Regions from separate parts of the Homo sapiens genome. Here all the other regions are linked to region 1. A link is an interaction called in ENCODE POLR2A ChIA-PET data of the cell type or tissue named here. Cell type or tissue: PC-3. All regions are shown on one strand. Region 1 overlaps FOXP1 (forkhead box P1). Region 2 overlaps FOXP1 (forkhead box P1). Region 3 overlaps FOXP1 (forkhead box P1).

What was found. ChIA-PET counts read pairs that join two places held together with the same protein. Peaks named below come from ENCODE experiments on the same cell type or tissue, not always from the same donor. Only the 100,000 strongest peaks of a DNase experiment are listed, where the experiment ranks them.
Region 2: POLR2A ChIA-PET joins it to region 1 with 32 read pairs; 2 of 35 experiments call an interaction of 5 or more read pairs at or near these places.
Region 3: POLR2A ChIA-PET joins it to region 1 with 15 read pairs; 3 of 35 experiments call an interaction of 5 or more read pairs at or near these places.

Annotation. Positions count from the first base shown.
Region 1 is chr3:71,460,335-71,464,334 of GRCh38, reverse strand. All of the region lies in intron 3 of FOXP1 (forkhead box P1), which reads left to right. Among named protein-coding and RNA genes, the nearest start is that of MIR1284, 80 kb to the left of the region's middle. In PC-3, no CTCF peak of the experiment used is centred here; DNase peaks (open chromatin) are centred at 2,034 and 2,364; H3K27ac peaks cover 1,031 bases.
Region 2 is chr3:71,092,865-71,096,864 of GRCh38, reverse strand. All of the region lies in intron 7 of FOXP1 (forkhead box P1), which reads left to right. Among named protein-coding and RNA genes, the nearest start is that of FOXP1-AS1, 190 kb to the left of the region's middle. In PC-3, no CTCF peak of the experiment used is centred here; no DNase peak of the experiment used is centred here.
Region 3 is chr3:71,350,726-71,354,725 of GRCh38, reverse strand. All of the region lies in intron 4 of FOXP1 (forkhead box P1), which reads left to right. It overlaps LOC124906248 (a long non-coding RNA gene), which reads right to left. Exons shown (of 4, transcript XR_007095957.1): 4 at 3,750-3,839. Among named protein-coding and RNA genes, the nearest start is that of FOXP1-AS1, 63 kb to the right of the region's middle. In PC-3, no CTCF peak of the experiment used is centred here; no DNase peak of the experiment used is centred here.

The DNA.
Region 1 (4,000 bases):
CTGGTCACCTGCTCCCGACTTGCAGACCTGTAGGCAGTTACCTTGTTTTCCTTCTTTTTGAGACAGGATCTCGTTCTGTCGCCCAGGCTGGAGTGCAGTGATACGATTATGGCTCACTGCAACCTCCGTCTCCCGGGCTCAGTTGATCCGCCCACTTCAACTCCCAAGTAGCTGGGACCACAGCATGTGCCATCACGCCCAGCTAATTTTTAAATTTCTTGTAGAGATGGCGTCTCCCTATGTTGCCCAGGTTGGTCTTGAACTCCTGAGCTTAAGCAGTCCTCCTGCCTTGGCCTCCCAAAGTGCTGGGATAGAAGCGTGAGCCACCATGTGTAGCCTGTTTTCTTAATTAGTGTACCTCATTTACAGATTGGTAAACTGGACACTCAGCCTTTGCAGAAATGTATATTTGATGCCACCTCTCAATCCTGTTCAGGCTGGATCCCCTCTTGCCAGTGTCTTCCTCTTGGCCAGCATCCATACTTCCGTTATTACAAAATATATGCCTCTGCAGGTGCTGTTCTTGGTCCTAGCCAAGAACCAAGAGTAGCCAGACAAAACCTCCAGGACATGATTAATTGAACTGTGCTGTGTTTGGGGTCAAGACGCAGTCATGATAGTTACCCTGGTAGCTGCTTTCTTGCTTTCATTAAACAGTGCCTTTAATTCAGGGACCACAAAGCATGGTACAGGCATTAATTGAAAGTACAACACCCCGTGAGGTAGAAGTTGTTATAGTTATCTTCATATCTCCTGGGGAGAGACCCCAGCCCAGAGAATCTCAGCATCACCATTCATGTCAGGCAATTGGGAGAGCCTGTTGCATACAGCTCCTTAGTGTGGGATGTCTTCCCTGCCAGCAGGGCCCTGAATTTTCCTGAACCCATAGCCATGTGGTAGGTGTGAGCTGTTTTCCAAAGGTGACCTGTGGTGGGTATATTCCCCCTTGGTGAGTTTTTTTTTTTTTTTTTTTTTTTTTTGAGACAGTGTCTTACTGTGTCACCCAGCAGTGGTGTGATCTCAGCTCACTGCAACCTCCGCCTCCCGGGTTCAAGCAATTCTCGTGCCTCAGCCTCCTGAGTAGCTGGGATTATAGGCCTATGCCACCATGCCCAGCTAACTTTTTGTATTTTTAGTAGAGTCGGGGTTTCACCATGTTGCTGAGGCTAGTCTCGAACTCCTGACCTTAAGCAATCTGCCTGCCTCAGCCTCCCAAAGTGCTGGAATTACAGGTGTGAGCCACCATGCTTGGCCTCCTTGACAAGTTCGGAGGTCTGAGAATGACAATCACAGAGAGGAGAGGCTTTCCTGCCAAGGTTTAAGTCATTTGCTGGCCTTGCAGGCAGGCACCTTCCATGTGAAAATGCACATTTGGTTGATTGATGGGGCGTAGGAGGTGGTTTTATACATGGTGCTGTCTTTGGCATAGCATTGGTTTTCGAGAGAAGACCTGGGGTGACCAGCCTGCTAGGCCAAGTTCAGCAGTAAACTCAAGTCAGCAATATATATGTGGCGGTCCTTAATCTGGACCAGATGAAGCTACATCACACACAAATAAAAAACATGTTGAAGGCGGTGGCTGGTTTGAATTTTCCTTCATCGGATGACTAGAATACAATGGAGTTACACGGAATTTCTTCTGAGTCAAGTCCAGATTTCTAACATAGATGCAATGATTTCCCTCTCACATCTTCACTGATTTTTAAATTCTACGGAGGTTTTGGCTGAAGACACCTGGTGAAATTTCAGCTTTACACGAATGGGTTCTCACTTATTTTATTCTGTCTTAGAAAGTTGAACGGCGACTGGAGCTTACCAAGAAGGAGAACTTTATCTGTGTAGTTGGCCCATCATGGATACGTGATTCTGTGAGGCTGAGTGTACCTCTGAAAAGCCTAGTGCACTCCAGAAGGCAGGTGGAAGGTGTTGTTTGAAGTGAACCCTATTTTATTTTTCTCAAGAAATTCTTGAGCTGATTCTGTGACATGAACATCTAAACAGAGTAACCAGATTCCAACTGCATGACTCGAATAGGTTTACACATTTTTCTTCTGTCCCGCCTTTCAAACAAAATGGTAAATAACTTCATTTCCAGGCCAGTTTAGCATTCCCATTTTTTACCCTGATGAGTCTCATTTTAATGAGCAATTTGCTTTATCCAGTAGTGCATTAGTGAAGTGTTTCCTGATTTTATGCGGCAAGTGTTTATGTGCAGTCCTGTAAGGCCTTCCTCTTGGTGAATTCCTTTCTCTACTAGTGAACTATTTAAGGCAGACAATATCAACACCAGGTAGTGATAGTTCCAGTTTTATGGGACGTCCTTGTTAGCATTCAGGTATCCTTGATTCTCCCCTCTGCCTAAAGGGAGTGTCAGTTCTTCTGGGGAGGGTTAAGTTCTCTCAGTGTTAATCACTCTTTCTTAGAATGCCAAGCCCTGCCAATCTTCTCTTGATGGGGTAACTTTACACTGTGATACCAGAGACCTGTGGTCCCTGTAAGCAGTTACCTTGTTTTCCTTCTTTTTTTTTTTTCTTCGATACAGAGTCTCGCTCTTTTTCCCAGGCTGGAGTGCAGTGGCGCGATCTTGGCTCACTGCACCCTTTGCCTCCCAGGTTCAAGCAGTTCTCTGCCTCAGCCTCCTGAGTAGCTGGGATTACAGGCGCCTGTCACCACGCCCTGCTAATTTTTGTTTTTTTAGTAGAGACGGGGTTTCATCATCTTGGCCAGGCTGGTCTTGAACTCCTGACCTTGTGATCCACCCGCTTCGGCCTCCCAAAGTGCTGGGATTACAGGCACGAGCCACCACGCCCGGCCTCTTGTTTTTCTTCTTTTTGATTTTTTGAGACAGGGTCTCATTCTGTCGCCCAGGCTGGAACACAGTGATACGATCATGGCTCATTTAAAACTGATGTCATAACCCTGCAGAATCTACCGTACACTTACTATGTTGCATGAGATCTCCTTGAACACTCGTTTCTGGGTAATTCGTCGATCTGTGTTTTTAGACGTGATGTTAGTTTGACTTTTTACACGGAATGAGAATAAGATCATCAACCCACTTTATTCTAATATGAAACAAAAGCCATTGTGACTGAAATGGAGAGTTCTGTGTGACTCACACCACCATATAATATGCTTTGTACACAGAGTTCCAAAGAGATTTATAACTTTTAGGCACCATTTTATTATAGCTCGTACTGATGAAACTCAAGAATGGACAAAGTCTTTTTAACTTCCCCAAGATAAAACTCAAACCTCTCTCTACAACCAAACAAACAAAAACGTCTAAGAATTTAGGTTTCAGTCACAAATTCCTAGATGATATTGCCCATCTCTTTATTGTAAAACTGTACCGGTTGTTTTTTTCCCTTCAGCTTGTCAGAGCTATTCCCGACAGTCAAAGGCACCACCATCAGACAGTTCTAAGAAGGGAATTTGGCTTAATTCTCCACATTGTTCTTTCAGCTAGATACGGTGTACAATCAAATTTTGCTAAGCTTACATGGTTGCCACTCAGAATGATGAATTCTCTCAGCTACCAGTGTATAATGTAAGACTCTTATTTTCCCTTTCTTTGTTTTAGGTTAGAAAAATTAGGCCAGGCGCGGTAGCTCACGCTTGTAATCCCAGCACTTTGGGAGGCCAAGGCAGGCAGATTGCCTGAGCTCAGGAGTTTATGACCAGCCTGGGCAACACGGTAAAACCCCGTGTATACTAAAATACAAAAAAAGTTAGCCAAGCCTGGCGGTGTGCACCTGTAGTCCCAGCTACTTGGGAGGCTGAGGCAAGAGAATTCCTTGAACTCGGGAGGCGGAGATTGCAGTGAGCTGAGATTGTGCCACTGCACTCCAGCCTGGGCGACAGAGTGAGACTCTGTCTCAAAAACAACAACAACAAAAAAAAACGAAAAAAACCAAAAAATCAAAAATTAGCGGGGCATGGTGGTAGGTGGCTGTGTCACCAGCTACTCGAGAGGCTGAGGCAGGAGAATCGCTTGAAT
Region 2 (4,000 bases), 370 kb after region 1:
AGATTCAGGAAAATGGCCACAGCTGGCAGGGCTACAGTTGGCTTATACCACATACTTGTGTGATATTGAGGAAGGTACCCTTTCAAGACACTTTACTCTCGTCCTTCTGAATATTTTCATAATATATCTGATTGTATTACATTAAAACACTTCACTACTATCTGTCTGAGAAATATCTTACTGGTTATATAGATCTACAGTATCTAAAATGCATACAGCTCTGTCTTGAATCCAAGACATAATGGGACTGCTTCAACATGGAGCCCTCCTAAGATGCCCAGTCAGGTGCTCACATAATTTTCCTCCATTGTTTGTATTTTGAACCCAAGCATGTTGGATTTTGGCAAAGTGACTTACATTTGTAAGTCTCAGTTTCTTATCTATAAATGACTAGTCAGTGGTTTTCAATCCTAGGGGTGCATCAGAACTAAGGTAATTATTACCCTTATCAAGATCTAGGGATCAAAGCTTTTAAAACTCACAGTTAGGCTCCGGAACTCTTATCTTCTGAATGAGAATCTTAGGATGGGGCCCAAGCATGTGTATATTTAAAAACCTTCATAAGTGCTTTTTATGCCCACCCATGTTTGAAGACCACCAGTCAAGAAGACAGCTAAGTACATTTCCAACTTAAAGTCTTAGTATTGATTTCATTCTGCTTTTTCCTCATTTCTTCATTCCCTAGCCTTCTTCTAGGGTAGCAGAAATGAACTCTCTGACCTTATTTCAGCAATGCAAGCCATCTATAGTCATCAGAAGATATTGGGAAATCCCAGCTCAGGAGTCTTAGATTTTGCCTTTGTGTAAATTTATGCAGGATGTAGCATTGGACAGGAAGCTGAATATCCTAATACAAGAATTAAGTAGGCCACCCACCCTGTTAATCTTAAAGTCCTATTGAGAAGTCCAGGGAGTGACAAAAATGGGTGGTCCATTTGGTATATTGAAGGTCTACCTTGAGATTTAAAATGTACAGTTCATCTCCTTTTCTCTACACATTTTATGCACTTCTGCTTTGAAATGATTATGCCACATTTTTTGTAATATGCATCCATTTTTACAATATTCCTAGCTCAGCCCAAATTGGGAAATACTGTGTCTCACCAGATCGCTAACTTGATATCTGACCAAAGTGATTTGGATACCTTTCAGGTAAGTGTTGAAATTGGCCCATGTCTCAGTGTCACACCTGGTCTCTAGGAGTTTAGGGCATACCTCATTCAGCAGCCTAAATGTTATTTAAAATGTAGACTCTGTGTTGATCTAGGAGCTTTCTTCTGCCAGTATTTTAAAAACAAATACCTTCTTTGCTCATTCTGCAAAATATGGAAAGAAAAAACTGCCAGTGTGGAACTAGGAAGACCAACTGGGCCTCTTACCTCTTTATCTGTTTTACATTAGCATATCATTTGGCTTTTAACAAATAGAATCCTCTTCATTCTACAACTGTTCTGGAATTTTGGGGCCATTAATTGATGAAGGCAAAATCACCTTACTACAGCATGTTCCATGAGGGCCACATGGCAATTAAGGCAGTTTTTCTTTAAGGTAAGACCAACCGTGTGAGGCCCAGATACCCACCATCTAATGGCAGTAGGCAGTCTAATATTTTTTTTAACACAATTTACCAATTGGATTCCTACAAAAGAGAGATTATATTTTTTGACTTATGAACAGCAGGTCAGACATTTCAAAGAAAATTTAGAGAGCAGTAATTTTGAAAATGTACACAGATGAATTTGAAAATAAATATTTCGCTGCCTACGCAGCTCTATTTCTAAGGCTGGCTTTGGAAACGTATTCCAGAGGCCTCACCATTTTGCATGACACGGTGTCAGTTCACACACAATATATTAATGCTTAATTGAAGATAATGTAACTGCAGATCAAAGGCATAATTAATGGGCTTGCAGAAACTCTTATGTAGATCAGGATTTTGACTAATAGAAGTCTGGACAAAACTGGTTTATAAAAGGATCTTGAGACCAGCTGAGGCTTCATCTGTCTGCTCAGCTGATGGTGACCACAGCTGGAGCTGCCACCAGGGGTAGGTGGGTGAATAAAGGATAGCTCTCATCTCCACCATTCCCCGTCCCCAAACCAACACTTCCTGGTGTGGCTCCTGGTTGGCCTCTGGAACTGCTGGACTGTAGAGCTATTGAATATCTGTTGTATACAATAAGCAATTAGTTTCTGTTAGATTCAGGATATCTCTATGACTCTGTGACCTGAAACTTTTAGTGGGAAGCACATGATCAGGAAACAGGCCTTAGAATGGAAGTTGGCAGTTGTAAACCCATGGGCCAAACCCCGAAGCTTGTTTCTATAGTACTGAGGAGCCAAGAAAATTGTTACATTTTTTAATGGTTGGGGAAAGATCAAAAGACGAATAATATTTCATGAAACATGAAAATTATATTAGCCGGGCATGGTGGCGTGCGCCTGTAGTCCCAGCTACTCGGGAGGCTGAGGCAGGAGAATGGTGTGAACCTGGGAGGCGGAGCTTGCAGTGAGCTGAGATCACGCCACTGCACTCCAGCCTGGGCGACAGAGCGAGACTCTGTCTCAAAAAAAAAAAAAAAAAAAGAAAAGAAAAAAAAGGGAATTATATGAAATTCAGATTTCAGTGTCCACAACTATAGCTTTATTGGAATACAGCCATTGTGAACTTGTTTTTCTGTCTATGGCTGCTTTCAGCAGAGATGAGTGGGTGCGACAGAGACTGTGCGTCCTGCAGTGCCTAAAATATTTATTCTCTGGCCTTTTATAGAGAAAGTTTTTGGCCCCTGGCTTCAAAGTTCAGGTTTGGTCTCTAGGACACCTTTGGGAGAAGGAGCTTGGGCATCTAGAAACTTACTGAATTTATAGGGAAAAACACATGAAAAACAAGAAAACAGCTTTCTTACCAAAATGTTTGGGAACTGATAGAGAACAATGTTACTGAGAGGCAAGAATACAGCATTCTCATGAGAAGATTATTGATTTTTATCGTTACCATCACCATCAACAATATCTAAGTCTCATTTTGATCTTTATTGATATTATTATAATCATAGGATTCATTTGGTTTTAAAGTTTGGTGTAAATGACATAGCGATTCTGAGAGCAAGGCCTCTGGGAAGTAAATGTGAGAACAGACCAGAGGCTTAGTGATTCTTTCATCCATCCATCTATTCACTTATCCTCATTCTAACATTTATTATGTGCCTGTAGTGTACCGATCCTGCTTAGTACTGAAGTAGAGAATTGCATATTTCTTAGTCCTTATATCACAGTTGAAACTGAACAGAGAATTATAATATGATGTAATAAATGTACTAACAGAGGTAATCTGTACTAGCCACATTTCAAGTTCTGTTCCTAAACTGGGAACACACACAGGAACAGAACTTGAAATGTGGCTAGTACAGTCAAAGAGTTGGATTTTTAAATTGTATTTACATTAAATAAATTTAAATTTAAATAGCCATATGTGGCCAGTGGCTATTATTTTGATTAATGCAGATATAGAACATTTCCATCATTGTGAAAAGATCTATTGGACAGTGCTATCTAGAATGTTCTTTTGCTTTTTTTAATTTTTTTTTTTTTCATTTTTATTTTTATTTTTTGAAATGGAGTCTTGCTCTTGTCGCCCAGGCTGAGTGCACTAGTGCGATCTTGGCTCACTGCACCCTCTGCCTCCCAGGTTCAAGCGATTCTTCTGCCTCAGCCTCCCAAGTAGCTGAGGCGTGTGCCACTATGCCCGGCTAATTTTTGTATTTTTAGTAGAGACGGGGTTTCACCATGTTGGCCAGGCTGGTCTCAAACTCCTGACCTCAGGTGATCTGCCTGCCTTGGCCTCCCAAAGGGCTGGGATTATAGGCGTGAGCCACCACGCCTGAGCTTTTTTGCCTTTTAAAGCATTTGGTAAATATGTCTTCCTGATGAAAAATCAAGAACTAATCTCTTTTAATGTGGTGTCTTCATATATCTCTAAAGTATATCTGTGCAACTCTTT
Region 3 (4,000 bases), 110 kb after region 1:
TGGGGACCTCCACTGATAAAACTCATCTTCTGCTTTCTTCTGATGTTCATTTTAGAGGTGGCAAAGATGGCAAAGAACCTTGATTCCCGATTATATTTGCTCATGTTTCATGTGCTGAATTAACTTCAAAAAGTACAAAATAAGCAAGCAGTGAGATAGTCTGTTTTATATTTGTTGTTGACACGTTGACTGTTGGATGCTCATGACCTGTCTCAGGTAGCACATGCTAGAAACCTCAAGCGCTGCAATGGCTCAGTGTCTGGAGCCTGACCCACATCCAGAAAACCATGGAAATTGAGAGTTTGGGGTGCTGCAGTGTCTGTACGCCTTCTTGCTGGGGATATGTTTTGCCTTTAAGTTAATCAGAGCTGGTTTGATCTCCTGCCTTGCAATAGAGGGCATCTTAAATTTCCTTAAATTCTCTTCTCTCTCTCTTTTTTTTTTTCTGGAGACGGAGTCTCGCTCTGTCACCCAGGCTGGAGCGCAGTGGCGCAATCTCAGCTCACCATAACCTCCGCTCCTGGGTTCAAGCGATTCTCCTGCCTCAGCCTCCCTAGTATTTTTTTTTTTTTTTTGTATTTTTAATACAGACGGGGTTTCACCTTGCTGGCTAGGCTGGTTTTGAACTCCTGATCTTGTGATCCGCTCATCTCAGCCTCCCAAAGTGCTGGGATTACAGGCGTGAACCACCGCGCCCAGCCCAATTCTCTTCTCTTTTTTTAAAAAAATATACTTGATGTGTCGGTCCTGAAAATTCACATCACTTCTCTTTTGATAGAAAACCAAAGTCTGTATAGTCTGAAAGGAGTTAGATATAAATGTCTTTCATTATTAACACCAATTTCTTCCACCTGCTTGAAGAAGATGATCTATTATTTTTGCTATATTGTTCCACCATGTCAGTGGTTGACATTTGTTGTTCATTGTGAATTTTTTATGTAAAAGCTGAAGCAGAGAGAGGGACCTGTCTCACTCTGTATCACATGACTTTCTAGCGGACAAGAATGAAATCTATGAAATCATATACTCTTATTTACACGACTTATGGAGTAACTAGGGTTATCTAGGAAATTAAAATAGCCATTTCTTTTATTAATTCATAACTTGTACTCTTGCAACTTAACAATAAAAGGACATGATTAAAATATAGTTTAAGGCATCAAACGTGGTTACTAATATCCTTTTAGGAAAGGAAAAGATGAAATCCAGTAAGTTTCAGTCAAAGTAAGTGAATAAATCAGAAAAAAAAACATTGGTTAGACTCATGATAACCCTCAGAGTGGCTAACACCCAGATTTTTTGCATCTCTAAAAATATATAACACCCCTGTCTCCAAATATCACTTCAGAAACTAAAATAATAATTCGTGAAAGGGGAAACAGATCCGTGTAATATGAGACTTGATCAGGCAGTTTACGCGGGATGCTTGAGGGCCTAGATCAGCCCTTGTGCTGCCCTCTTCTCAATACCCTGGTGCCTGAGGAGCAGCGGGGAAGATTAGGAGCTTTCTGAGGGTTTTTACTTTAATGCTTTGAAATTTTGCTGCATCGTCTGAGTCCAATTTGGTTCAGCAGTCTCTCAGTGCCAGGTGACTCTGGCTAAGATGCTCTAGGGCTGAATTTTTTAATGCCAGCTTTCCCAGGGGATCAGTAAAGGTTTTGCCCTGGGTATTCCAACCAGGAGAGCCTGTGTCCTGTCTTTGTCCACATCTGTCCCCAGTCATTAATGGTGACACAAAATAGTCTCCCACTCCTGACTCACTTCCTAAACCTGGCAGTTTCTTTGGGATTCTACTCCTAGAATAATTGGTGCTTAGACCTTCTTAGGTTTATCTGTATGTATGTACCTAGAAGAACTTGCATTTCGTGCTGTCACCAATATTCTGCATGCTTAAAAAGTAGGGAGAGGTGGAAGTAGAATTTTCTAAACTCATGAAAAATCTAACCCTAAAAAATCTCAATAAACAGCAGTTTTTTAAGAGAAACATTCTAGCTTTTGAAAGGTCTACCCTATAATAGCTACCTTTACTGTCTGTATGCCAGACATGATTCTAAGCCTTTGATATTTATTAACTCATAGTAACTCTGTGAAGTAATCATCATTCTAAAAATTCATTTTACAGGTGAGGAAGCTGAAGAATAGTGAGTTAAATGACTCACCCAGAGCCCTCTGCTTATATGGAGCAAAGTAGGATCTGGACCTAGAAATTCCTTCCCCTCGTAGCCTGTTGTGTTTTTTTTTTTTTTTTTTTTTTTGAGATGGAGTCTCGCTCTGTTGCCCAGGCTGAAGTTGGAGTGCAGTGGTGCAGTCTCGGCTCACTGCAACCTCCACCTCCCTGGTTCCAGCGATTCTCCTGCCTCAGCCTCCCAAGTAGCTGGGACTAAGATGCATGCCACCATGCCTGGCTAATTTTTGTATTTTTGGTAGAGACAGGATTTTGCCATGTTGGCCAGGCTGGTCTCGAACTCCTGACCTCAGGTGATCCACCCCCTTCAGCCTCCCAAAGTGCTGAGATTACAGGCATGAGTGACCACACCCAGCCGTACCCTGGTTCTTAATCACTATGCCATGCAGTCTTCCTCACGCACACATATTCTTGGGGTTATCGACTTGCAGGCATTATTTTGTTTTCACATAAACTTTTCACTCTAGGACTGCATGTGGAGCTGTTATACTTCAATGCTATCTAATAGGCCCTGCTTGATCTTACTAGACTTCTTCAAATGCTTTCTTTTTGCTAACACAAGAGCTATGGGAAATAAAAGTGTGTCGCAATTTGATTAGGAACAAGGACAACCACTTAATTGCCATTCTTCTATCTCCAGTTGGATGTGCCTGTTAAGACATTTTCTCTAGATCTTTGAGTCATTTTTCTCTGGGACATTTTTCTAATTAACCTCATCTCTCTAGCCCTCATTTTACTTCATATTAGCCTCTGACCACCTAATAATTGATTTGTTCTGCTCAATCACCTGTGTGAAAAGTGAGAGGGTCTCCCTCCCAAAGCTTTGGTCCCGTACCTGGGCATTTTCCCAGCAAGCAAGTTCAGAATGTTCTTTTAGTTCTTGGAAACATTCACCTGGAAGGCTTTTTATTTACCAGGGTGAATCTGGGGTACTGAAAGGTAACATTGGCTAACAGAGTAGAAGACCTTTGGTTACTTAGTCAGTAGAATTATAGGTTTATAAGCTGTATGCCAAGGACTTTGACCTTCAAATATTAGTAAAATATTAGGCTTGAAGAAATGTATAAATGCCAGTTTCAAGAGACCACAAATAAGCAATTTTGACTTAAAAGGTTTGAAGTGTTCATATTGCCTTGTTAACACAAAGAGCAGACAGCCCACTTCTAAAGTGTCGGTGCCTTAAAATACTGAGCTCACCATATTTTAGGTCTTGTTGGTTCTGAGTGACCAGCTTAGTCATAAAGGGGAATTAATTGGCTCATAATGTTGAAAAGTCAGATTGTGGAACTAGCTCCAGGGAAATCTGGAGCAGGAGGTTCCGATCATGCCATTAAGTCTTGGTGGCAGTCTTCTGGCTGTGCTGTGCTCCCTGTTGGATTCATTCACGGAGGCGATTCCCTGTTTGTGGCAGGATAACCTTTCATGAGTCTGTTTTTGTAGCAACTCCAGCAGAAAAGATCTTTTCTTAAGAGTTCTAGCAGCTGTCATGGAATCTGGATCTTCCTGCTTCTGTGATTGGTCTGGTGTGTGCCACATGCCTTTCGGTGAAACACTTACTGGAGCTGGAGCAGGAGTGAGTTGGGGGTGGTGGGAGGTCCTGCTTGGCCTAGGATGGGTCATGTGTCCATCTCTAAAGGCATGGATGGCCTTTGACCTACACAAAACAATGGGAAGTAGGTGAAAAGAGTGCTGGTTTCAGAAGGAGACAGAACTCTGGGAAAGTGAACTATGTTTATGTACCACGTCGGGTACTATACTTGATACACAGCAAATACATAGAATTACAGGGTGGAAGGAACCTTTAAATATCATATG